Linked DNA regions of Mus musculus: regions 1 and 3 are each linked to region 2. A link is a loop called in an ENCODE intact Hi-C map of the cell type or tissue named here. Cell type or tissue: left cerebral cortex. All regions are shown on one strand.

What was found. A loop is a pair of places that touch in the nucleus more often than their neighbours do. Peaks named below come from ENCODE experiments on the same cell type or tissue, not always from the same donor. Only the 100,000 strongest peaks of a DNase experiment are listed, where the experiment ranks them.
Region 1: it touches region 2 in a loop (3-fold over the local background); 26 of 42 quality-filtered maps call a loop at or near these places.
Region 3: it touches region 2 in a loop (3.0-fold over the local background); 23 of 42 quality-filtered maps call a loop at or near these places.

The regions. Positions count from the first base shown.
Region 1 is chr4:63,496,505-63,500,504 of GRCm38, reverse strand. No RefSeq gene overlaps it. Among named protein-coding and RNA genes, the nearest start is that of Whrn, 2.5 kb to the right of the region's middle. In left cerebral cortex, a CTCF peak has its summit at 1,930 (motif pointing right); no DNase peak of the experiment used is centred here; H3K4me3 peaks cover 15 bases.
Region 2 is chr4:63,418,428-63,422,427 of GRCm38, reverse strand. It overlaps Whrn (whirlin), which reads left to right. Exons shown (of 12, transcript NM_028640.2): 8 at 2,935-3,006; 9 at 3,806-4,000. Among named protein-coding and RNA genes, the nearest start is that of Akna, 17 kb to the right of the region's middle. In left cerebral cortex, no CTCF peak of the experiment used is centred here; a DNase peak (open chromatin) is centred at 2,082.
Region 3 is chr4:63,484,714-63,488,713 of GRCm38, reverse strand. The region is part of intron 1 of Whrn (whirlin); the gene reads left to right. Among named protein-coding and RNA genes, the nearest start is that of Whrn, 9.3 kb to the left of the region's middle. In left cerebral cortex, no CTCF peak of the experiment used is centred here; DNase peaks (open chromatin) are centred at 1,222 and 2,016.

The DNA of each region.
Region 1 (4,000 bases), 78 kb before region 2:
GCAAGATAAATACCCGTCTCTCTCCTGTCGTTCGCTGGTTTTTTGGTGCTTTCTCTTTTCTCTCCTCTCTCTTATCTCCCTGTGCTTCCATCAATATTGTCGGTGCTATCTACCGGTCGTAGAGGAAACTGTTTCCCATTTCTCTGCTGATATCATCCATCCCCACTGACATTTGCAGAAGAGACAGGCTGTGGTCCTGCAGCACCAGCGATAGCTCTGGTTGTTAATGTCCTTGCTGCCAGGAGTCTTCACGCTGGAATGAGTTCCCCATGGCACCCAGCATCGGATAGCTTTGAGCCCCCGTATCTGAGCTGAGAAATCTGAAGGTCCCCAAATCCTCCCCATGAAGGATCTCTCTCAATGATATTTTCTTTACTAAGCCTCTACTCTGTCTTTATAGCACAAACTGTCAGCTTACCAGTCAGGGACTGTGAGTTATTAACCTGTGAGTTCTCATCTCAAATTCTCTAAAGAAAATATTCACATTCGTGGAAGAAATGTGGTCCTTGACTGATCCCAGCAGGAAGGATGGCCCAACTTGACATCTCTGAACCACACATCTGGGAGACTCTACACTACAGAGATTGATAATCAAACTCTGGAATGAGACTCTCCTGGTCCAAAAGCCCAACTCTCCATGTGGGTATCCCTCTCATCCTCAGGATAGTTGCCTCCTGGCATCTCTACATCCTCTCTGTTCTACCAGGAAGAGGACGACAGTGGTGATGGAATCTCTTGTACTTGCTGGTAGGAGTGAGTGAATAAAACATATAATTGCTTAAAACAGAGCTGTTCAAAAAAAAAAAAAACCACCAGCTACAGATAATTCTATATGTCCCACGGGAAATGCATCTCAAGTTAAATTAATCTCTATCACCTTCTGAGGAGACATTTCAGTGAATTAGAGGGAAGGAGAGAGGCTCCGAATAACTATGGAATGAATGGAAAAGGGCTTTTAAAGATTGCAATAAAAAGAGGGAGAAGGAAGTCACCAGTAATGTCCTGTCCTCCTGTGTGTCACATGCTTCATGTGACGCATAGGGCATGAAACGTGTAGCTTGCATTCAAAACCGTTGTGTCCTGAACCTGAAAAGGAATTCCAAGGGCTTATGGTTTGAATAGCTAGCTCCAAGCCGATGACACTGTATTGGGAGGTTTGAGAGACTTGGGAGGTGGGGCCAGGTTGCAGGAGGTGGGGCCAGGTTGCAGGAGGTGGGCCACTGGAGACAGCCTCTGGTAATCATAGGGTCCCTGGTTATTTCTTGTCCCACTCTACTTCCTAGCCAGTCATGACGTGAATTCCTGGGCTATGGTGTCATCACCATGATGGACTGAACTTTCTGGAATCATGAACACACACATAAACACACACACACACACACACACACACACACACACACTTGTTTTTGTCAGATATTTTGATCACAGTAATGCAGAAGTCACTAAGAGTCAAACAACAAACAAAAGTCCAGCTCAGCAACGAGCATATCTCAGCACTTGTAAGTTGTGCTAAGCACAAAAGGCAACACCATTCATTCTTTCTCCTGCTCTGTCTTTCCGGTTGCTCAAGTCCAGATTTCCAGAAACATCTGGACTAGAAGGGTTGGCTCAAGTTGGTTATCAACAGTGAACAATTAAAAGTGGCCTTGGTGCTGGATGTGGTGTTGCTTTGAAGGTTGAAGCGGGTGGATCATGAGTTCAAGGTTAGCCTGAGCTACATATCAAGTTCCAGGAGAGTCTGAGCTGCACAGTGAGATCTTGTCTTGGAGAACCCTGGCTTAGGGTATTGATCAGTTGTCTGAGGTCTTATTTAGCCTGTGTACCTAGTGGGGTCAGTTTCCAGCACTGGGGTGAAAGTTAGCTTTAGAAAAGGGGAGGGGTGGGGGGATGTCTGCGATTGCAGGAAAATACTATTTTAGCTCTGAAGAGGGCAGTATGCAGCCAAGGCCAAACAGGAACTCTTGATTCCTATTTCATTCAAGGGCCTGAAGGCAGTACAGCCCCCAGGAGTCCAGGCAGCTTGAATTTCTGAGAGCTTATTTCTTGACAGACAAACACATCTTCACTCATGAAATAGGATTCTTGAGGTTTGAGCACAGTTACACGTTGCCTCTCTGAGGGACACACTGCAAACTGATACGAAGGTGGTTATGCAAGATGGATGGGAAAGTTCCCATTTGTCCTTCCCTCGGTTCTCGCTCTGCTCTCTCAGATCAACCTCTATGAAGCTAAACAATAGCACAGCCTTCCCAGATGGTGCCCGATGTTTGCAGAAGAAAGTGTTTCCTTTTTCCCTAAGGCTGTTAGCACAGAGGCTTCTGCTGCCCGAAGCAAAATATTCTCGAAAACATCCTTTGCACAGAAAGGAAATATTGGGAGTGGGGAATCTTAGCTCCTGGGCTGCATTTATCAAACCAATCACAGCAATTATAATTAGAACACAAACTAACTGAACACTAAGCATGAAATACATTTGCAGAAAACCCGAACTGCATGCAATTAAGTCCCGTGTGGTGGCATTTCGAGGTATGTCATTAATACATGAGGGGAGGGGTTGGAACAGATTCTCTCCTTAAATAACTTGTTCTGGTTGCATTAAAGACTTCAACTAGGGTCGGCAAGAAGAAATAAGGATGCATAGCACGGACTGCTACACGCAGAGCTGTAAGACAGATGTCAAAGGGTCACTCAATTGGCTACTTAAGACATCACTTTGTGACGCCCTGTGAAATATGTTCACTGGGCATCAATTCAACTCAGGTCTGTGTGAAAAGAAGGGGAGAGCTTTGGGGAAAGGAGAACTTTAATTCTTTGCCTCCATTTTGGGACTGCATTAAACTACAGTGTTAGAAATCTCCCTGTGGCTTCCCATTACTCAGAAAGATTCTTCTTTTAAAATATTTTATTTACTTATTCGTTTATTATGTGCTACAGGGTTGCTACACGTGCCACAAGCACCATGAAGATTAGAGGACAGCTTGCAGGAGTTGGTTCTCCCCCTTCCACCGTGCTGGTTCCAGGCATGAAAATCAGGTGGTCAGGCTTGGTGGCAAATATCTTTACCCGCGGAAACATCTCTGCAGCCCAGAAAGTCCATTCCTGTTAGTCTCCTCGCCTCACTGTGGTCTATCTTGACACTCCTAATGCTTATCTTTTTTATGTTTGTTTGTTTTTAACCTTGACCTACACCGTCTTTCCTTTGCCAGACTATGACTCTTTGAGGTCAAAGATTTCAACTCTTTATCCTGGGTCTCCAGCATCAACCATATGCCGCTTGGTCAAGCAGCAGAACGGGTGCTTGGCAAATGTTGAATGAAGAATGACCAAGTGCACAGGTAAATAACTAGCCAGGGAACAAAACACCCTTCTGCAGCCAGCTCAAAGCCACTCCAGATAATCCTTCTCTTTTTCTATTTCTCCCATATCAGAGTCAGCCGTTTCATTCCTGTGACGGCAACCCAGGACAGTCTTAGGGGAAAAAAAACCAGCTTTTCACAGAACACCTCTGGAGAGGCAATTCAGGTTTAAAGAGATCCACATGGCATGTAGTGGTGACTAGGTCAAGCACTATAGATCTTCTTAGAACACTTCTTTGACTAGAAGCCGAGTTTTTCCTGTGATAGTGTTTAGGAGAGTGGGTATCAGATGACAGACTTTAGACTGTGTATTCTGACATCTTTCCATATAAAATATGTTTTTTTTAAAGACTGTATATAGAGTTGTCATGTAACCTTCACCCTGTTCCCTCAGTGTGGAAAAGATCACAAGCGGGACCTAACAGTTGGTACAAGTGACATTCCTACTCCAGACTTAGTTTTAAATGCATGTGTGTGTGTTTGCATACTTTACAGTTCTGATAACAGCTCCTTGCTTTCCCCCACTCCCCCCTCCCCCCCCCCCCCCCACTCCGGAGAGCACCAGAGGAAGGGGCCCAGGCTGATCTATCCCAGCACAGGACTTGGCTCCTGATGGCACCTGTGTGGCTTATATTCTTCTCATG
Region 2 (4,000 bases):
GCTGTTTGTGTGTGTGTGTGTGTGTGTGTGTGTGTGACGGGGGTGCTGCTTACTGACTTGCTCACGTGGCTTGACCTCCTTTCTTATAGAACCTGAGACCACCAGCCTAAGTATGGCAGTGGGCTGTCCTTCCCCCATCAATCACTAATTAAGAACATACTCCACAGGCTTACCTACAGTCCCTTCTTATGGAGGCATCTTCTCACTTGACGTTCACTCCTATCAGATGATGCTAGCCTGTGCTAAGTTGTTAGAAAATTAGCCAGAACAATGGCCATGCCACCTTGGACCTATCGCACTCCTCTATGATCTGTAGTCATAGGAGAGGTGACAGATGATAGGGGAAAGTGCATACGCTAAGGGATGGAGAAGAGCCAGGCACCTAGTTTTCAACCTGGACTTTCATGACCCTCAAACCCTTCTCGCCTCTTCCTAAATCACGGTCAGTGTTTGCTGAATGATGCTCCGGGCTCCTGATGTCCAGAACAGGACAGCTTCACCTAATTGTAGTCGTCTGAGCCTCACCCTGACTCCCAGCATCCCCTGTAGCAGATAACACTGGCCATGCCTGCCTATGGCAGAAGCTTCTTTTGTCCTTGGAGTAGACACTACTCATAGATTCTGCATGGACAAACTGGCCTTGTCCCTCACCTCACCTGAAGAGGGTCTCTCTGATGCCCACCCATCTTGGATAATTTCCAGGGAGCACTGTGCTGATGGCAGTTGGCAAGGGATTATGGGAAGACACCATGATGACCTTTCCCACTGAGAAACTGGTCACCTAGGGGCCAAGGTATACTTTGCAGTCCCTTCACTGTGGGGGCAGTTTGCAAGACTTCCTAGGCTTCCCAAGTACAGTGCCAGGGCCTGTAGGAAGAGCCACCTAGGGTTACTAGATCAGCAGTATGACCTAGTGGGCTACCTGGTTTTACAGAGAGGTTCTATGACTTGCCTGTTGTCACACAGCCGTAAGAGGCAGAGCTCAAGAGCTTGTGCAAAGGCCCTGAGGCAGGTAGCATGTCATGCTGGAGAAGGAGCAAGGATGTGAGCCCAAGAAGCTCAGGGGTGGCCCAAGAAGAGGACTCAGTGCTGCATGTGGCTTCATCGCTGGCTTTTGCAAACATGGCCCCTGTTACCCAAGCTTCTGAGAAAGGAATCCATATTACAGGAAGCTCTGCCTCAGGGCAGTAAAGTCTGGGCCTCCTGCCTCCAACTCGTGTTTCCCCCTTATTGCAGCTGTCATTAATGGCCCCTGCAAAGAACACGGCACCTCCCTCATCAATGTTCAGCTTGCTCAGCCTCTGCTTCCAGCAGCTAAAGCAGGCAATCCTTTCACTCGTAGAGACTCATTCATTTACCGTGTAGATGCCACGGAACTGAGCACAGCAGGCACAGTAGTCCAAGTCCTGCCTGAGTTTATATCCAGCAGGAATAAGAGATAATAAAGCCACATTGTGACCTGTGTACAGAAAAGTGGAATGGGGTCGGGGTAGACAGCTGATAGTATGTACGGTGCCCATGTAGACAGAGCTGGTCTGGGAGGCCTCCGGCACCGAGAACTAAAGGAGAAATGGAAGTGAATCCCGAATGGTGCAGGTGCCAGGACAGCTAGTGCAAAGGCCCTGGGGCAGCAGGTATGGGAGCAAGAAAGGGCCAGCAATCATGTGAGTTTTTGGCTTTGCCTGAGGTGGGGATGAACATTCCTTGAATTCTTTTCCAAGGACTGTCTGGCTACTGGGTGGGGAGCAGGGTGGAGTGAGGGAGGAGAGTGGAGCAAGGGGAGTGGTGGGCTGCTCAGATAGGCCTGCCCATGCAGGAGGTAACCTGGAAGCCAGCAGAGCTTCCTGCAGTCAAACCATAGCAAAGGGAGTAAGAAGGGCTGGCCACAGTGCCTATAGTACGTGCGCTTGGCAGGAGGGGATGTTGTGAGCAAAATTAATTTTCTTTGTGGAAAGCAAACGACCTCATCTCCGAGGCAGCCCCACTGCCCTCAGGCCCAAGTCCAGGCGTAATCAAGAGCTGACAGAAAGTCCTCAGGCAGTCTCTGTGTTCTTCCCTGGTTATGCACACACAGTTCCCAGTGTCGGAAACATGGCTCCCTGCCCACAGTCGGGCCTTGTCCGCCTGCCCAATCTAGGAAGTCTTCCTTGGTGGCTGCCCCCCCCCAGTGTATTTGGTGCTGTTAGCCATGTGATGCCCTAAATAATCTCTGTGCGTGCCTCTCTCCCTCCCCCGACTGCCCTGTCTAACACACAGGATGAAGGGAGGAAGACATGGATAGTTTTAAAGATGGGATCCACTTGGAACAGCACCCTTATACACTCCTCTTTTGTTCTGTGTGCCCCACCCCCAGCATTCTGTCTGCCACTAGATGTGAGAGAGCTGCGTCTGTTAAAGCTCAAACCTAAGATATCCCAAGCATCTCCAGGTAGCTCGCTCAATGAAGGCCTGAAAACGATCAGGAAGTCCCAAAGAAAAATGAACTTCCTGGCTTGGAGTGTAGCTCAGTTAATAGAGTGTTGTTGTTGTTATTATTGTTGTTGTTGTTTTTATTGTTTTATGTAAAGACTTGTGTTCAGTTCCCGGCATCATATACACTGAATGAATTGGCAAATGCCTCTAATCCCAGTGCTCTGTAAGGTAGACAAAAAGGAGAATCAATTCGAGGTCATCCTAGGCTACACAGCAAGTTTAAAGTGAGAGCAGCATATGAGATCCTGTCTCAAGAAAATAATAAAAAAAAATTTACTTCGAAGAGACTAACAGAAAATGTCACCGTACCGCTTTGAATGGGTGAGAAAAATATCTACAGAGGGGTGTGTCAGGGTTGCCTCTGCCATCGGAAGGTGTCATAAGGTCCTAGATTCCAGGTCCATGAAACAGATGAGCTCTGCTCTCGCCTGCTCAGCTTGTTGCTTGTCCACCTGTTTCTAGAATACATTAGACCTGGAAGGAACCGGTGAGACCACCCAGGGCAGCACCAACGCTCTCCCGGATGTGTCTGTGGTAAGGCCCTGCTTTGCTGCACTCTCTTCTTTGTTCATGACCCCTGGGCTCTTCTCAGGGTTGGCCACAGAGAGGGGACACGGGGTGGGTGGTAGGATAGAGTCTCTACGGAGACCCCACCAACCCAGCTGATTGCCTGCTCTGTTGCCTGTGTGGCACTGGGCAAGCTTCTTGGACCCTCTGTGTCAGTGTTTTCTCATCTGTAACATGAAAACCCTGCACCTTGCTCACAGTTGGGGGCCAGAAGAAGTCAAGTGGTTTGGTCAAAGCATGGAGACAGTCTCTCTGTGGCTGTCAGAGCTTTCCAAGTGTGGACACTGGCCTAAGGAGGTCCCAGGAGCTGGTGGCCGTGATCCACTTCTGCGCATACTGCACCCTGCACCTCAGGCACCCTGCTGGCACATCATGCACGCTGCTGTTCTCATCCCTGCTTAAACCTTCTAGTGGGTCCACTACGCTCGGAGATGCACCCTGTCCATGGCCACCCTGCCACCCTGTCTCCTCCTGTCCCACCCCGTGGCTAATTAAGTCTTGTCACTTGTGATGAGCCCCTGCTGATGCCAAGAACTTCGATTCCCTAAGGAATCGAGTGGGTCCCCAGAGACACCTGCCGAGATCCTGGCGCTCCTCAGCTGCTGAGATGCAGGGAACAGTTTTCCACTGAGCGTTGCATTATTCAAAGCAGTGTGGCCAGGAGCTGAGGAGCAGGGACTCAGTCTTTGCCGGGTCCAGCACCACTCGCTGTCCCTCTCCATCCACTATGGGCTCTGACTTCTACTCTTGTTGGGTCTTTTGGCAGGATGATGTCAAATCCCCCTCAGAAGATCTGCCTGGTATCAAGCCACCTCCTCCCCCACCACCCCTGGCTCAAGGTCATGACCGCTTGCTTGGCCAGCCACGGAAGCCAGGGAGGGAGGACCCCGCACCTCTGTCTTCTGCTGCCCACTCAGGCATTGTCTTCTCAGCACCACGGAACCGCAGCCCGCCGCCAGGG
Region 3 (4,000 bases), 66 kb before region 2:
GCTAGGCCTCCAGTAACCACACCTGCCCTTCAAACGCAGCATCCTTCAGGACTGTAGAAGTGAATCCGTTTCTTTTCTTTCCCAGTCCCAGCACCTTTGCCTCCTTCTCCGCTGAGAATCCCTCTTCCTTCTGCTAAGTTGGCTGTGGCCCGGCTTCAGCTGGCAGCCAGCTTCGTGGTTCTTCTTCCCTCCCCACCTGACTTTGCTAATATCAGCATCCTCTTGACTCAGAATGCAAAACGAATGTATCAGCCTTACCCAAGTAGTAGTCCCAAGATGGCCTTGTTCCTGGGTTCTAAAGCTGCAGGCTGCAAGAAGGGACATAGAAAAGTGAGGTTAGAAAGGGCATTTGCAACCAGGTATGATGGCACATGCCTAGAACCAATTCTCCAAGAGGGCAAGGCAGGACCATGTATTTGAGGCCAACCTAAGTTTCACAGATAGAGCCAGGCCAGCCTGGACTGTATAGAAAGATTCTAAATAAACAAATAATAGATAAATAAATAAGCAAACTAACTAGTAGGAAACAGGGGTATTTATAATTATCTAGAGTGTGCTGCCAAGTTGTTAATTCACACATGTTAATCTTTAAGCCAGAGTTAGAATTGTTAACCACGCCTCCAGTCAAGCTCAAGTCCCACCCACACTGAAGTTTGGGAAGTTCTGCTTGTGTTAGGATTCCCCACCTCTAACAACATTTATCCACACACATACTTACCCAGAGGTGCTGGGGATGGATTCACTGGGTAGAGGGCTTGCCCCATATACGTGAAGTCCTGGCTTCAATCTGTAGGACCACATAAACTGTGCGTGGTGGGGTACACACCTATAGGTCCAGCACTGGAGAAATTGAGGCAGGAGAATCAGAAATTCAAGGTCATCTTGGTTACATGTGGAGTTCTCTAATTCCTGGGCTATAGGAGACCCTATCTCGAAATAGAATTAACAAGTTGGGCCCACCTGGCCACCCTCAAACCCCACGCAACCCCATCCACCCTTTGAGCATCGTCCTCGTGTGTAAGGTCAGCTGATACATGGTTTCCTAAGGGAAAGTGGTCTGTAGATGGAGTTTGGAGATGGGTCTGGATTCACCTCTTAGCTGTGATCTTGGGCAGGCCTCCTCATCTCTCTGTGACTCAGACATCCCCAGTGCTGAATATAACTCACGATCCTCACAAGCACGCCATTGTTCATTATCTCATTGCCTAGTCAAGGTTGGAAAAATCTGGCCATGGATCCCACTTGCAAGCACCACAGTGGAAAATATCAGTGGCTCTAATGTGGTTTTGAAAACCTTTTAGTGTGCCAGCTTAATTACTTGGGTTCTGTTGCTTGTTTGTTTTGCTTTGCTTTTAAGTATTATTGGAAGAAACATAGCGGGACTTGGGGCCTGTGCTGTCGCCTGTAGCTGCTTGAATTGCAGAGTCATGTGCACAGTGTAGTCGGCGTCTCCATGTTTCTCTTAAAATGCAATGACTCCTATCTGGCTTCTGGTATCTACAGTTTTGCTTTATAGCCACAGGAAAGCTCGGTGGATAAATGGAACTGGGAGTTCCCACCTGCCTTCTGAATATTTTCCTGTGAGGCCTTAAATAATGGGAGGCTGATGGGACAGTTGCATGGCCTAGCAGCCCAGAGAGGCCAGCCTTGTTTGTCCCTGGTCTTCTCAGCATCCTTCCTTGATGGGCTCCCCAGGGGTCCCCATGCCTGAGGAGAGGAGGCTGCTATTTCCAGAGCCCATTAAAGCAATTAACGCAGGTGAGAGTTTGATTTGATAGCGCAGGCTTTTTGTACTGAAGAAGAAGAAAAAAAAACCTTGTAATTGATTTAAACCACATCTGAAATGGTACGCAAGGCCACTTTAAGAGGTTTCTGATTAAGAAATATGGTCCAGTTTTTAGAAGTTCATCTCCCATGTAGCTATGCAAGAGTGCTCTCAGACGTTAGAATAGGGACTTTCCTTCTGCCCTTTAATCTTCTGGCTCAGATGGGGGTGGGCGGGGCTCCTTTGTAGTGTGTGAACTCAGCTTATTCTCCTTGCCTGCCTTCCTCTCCTCCTCTCTGCAAATACCAGCACTTTCATAACTTCTCCTCCTGGAGTCCCGCTGTCCCCCCAGTTCTTGTCCCAAGACTTCTCCCAGGCTTACCTATGGTTAATACATATGGATTCTTTATTCTCCTTCCTCACCTGTCTCTGATGTCCTTCTTTTGACTCCATAAGCTGACACTCCCCATCATCAGTAGCCTTGCCATGCCTTTGCCTATCTCCTACGGGGATGATGGCTCCAGCCCCAGTACAGAATCTCAGAACATCTCCTCCTCCTCCTCCTCCTCTTCTTCCTCCTCCTCCTCCTCCTCTTCTTCTTCTTCCTCCTCCTCATCACTGCTGCCCTCCTGGAAGTGTGCCCCTCTGCTCTGCCTTCTATTCTGTTTGGGGCTTGCCTTCTCTCTTGAGTTAGAAGATCTCAAGGCAAGGGGCATACTCTTTAACTCAGTCCCCTTGGTGCTTAGTCTCATCTGCTTTTACCTGCAAACAGCAACAACTGGTCCTGAAGGTCCTGAAGTGTAACTCATACACACCAGGCCTCAGTGCACCTTCCCACCCCCACCCCCCGCCTGTCTGCTCTCTGTCATCACTTCCGTCTACCTTATCCATCTCTGTGCAGCCATTTGATGAGGAAGCTTACAAGGAGGCAGAAAACTGAGGTTCTGGCCACCTTGCCTTTCCTAGGTGGCTGTATTTCATGGTAGACTTTAGGGAGAAGAGTCACACTGACTCTTTAACTGTCCTTTTAACTTTCTGTTCTTCCTCACTGGTGACGCCCTGACCTTTGTCAGTGTTGGATTTTTGGGTTGTGTTTGTTTGTTTGTTTGTTTGTTTGTTTTGCTTGGCTTTGCTTGGTTTGAGATCAGGTCTCTTTATGCACCCCTCACTGGGCTGGAATTCTCTACTTAGACCTGGCTGGCTTCGAACTCACAAAGATCTTCCTGCCTTTGCCTCAGTGCTGGTATTAAAGGCATGTGCCACTATACCTGGCTTTGTCAGGGTGTTATTTTTGTGCACTGTCCATGAAAATTCTCTGCTAGATGATGATCAGCTCAGCTCAATCCCCTGCTCTTCCCACCTCAATAAGCATAGTCCAGTGACTGCTGAATCATCTTGTATGGTGCATCCCCTGACTTTATCCATGCACCATCAAAGCAGGATCAGCAGACTTGGGGCTCACCCCTGTACAAAGCTGCTGGTCACCCACCATTCATTTGATTGGACAAAACTAAGGTCCAATTTGCTATGTTCCTTGGAAAAGTCTGCCTGAGTCTTTAAAGTAAAATGCTTGTATAGGTGTGTGTGTGTGTGTGTGTGTTCCTCTTTATTTATTTGAATGACCTGCAACATAAGGGTTCAGTTGAAAAATGGTAGGCTGGCAAGATACCTCAGCTAATAGAAGGGCTAATATGGAGCCTGGCAACCAGGTTCAATTCCTAAGACCCACATAAAGGTGGAAAAAGATAAGAGTCCATAATTTTGTTTTCTTATCCCCATGTACATATGCACACGTACCTTATACACAAGCCATACAGACACACAATAATAAATGAAGTCATTTCTCAGGTTCAGAAAAGCACATACATAAGAAGAAGAAAAAAAAAGAGGAACCCGGAGAGAGGTTAAGAGCTTTGCTGCTCTTGCAGACCTGGCTTCTGTTCCCAGCACCAACAGGGCAGTTCATAGCCAATACCTAACTATCGTTTCGGGGGATCAATACCCTTCTCTGACCTCTATACCTACTAAGCTTGGATGTGGTGTGCACACATGTGCATGCAGGTAAAACACTCAGATTCATAAATCTAAAAATAAAAAAAGAGAGAAAAGCAGAGAGATTTTAGATTAATGATAATCCATCTACCAGAAAGTGTTTTCTGTTTATAGTTTGACACGTGTATTTTCAGTTCCCTGTGAGAACCATTTTGGGAGGAGTCTCCACACACCTGCCTGTCT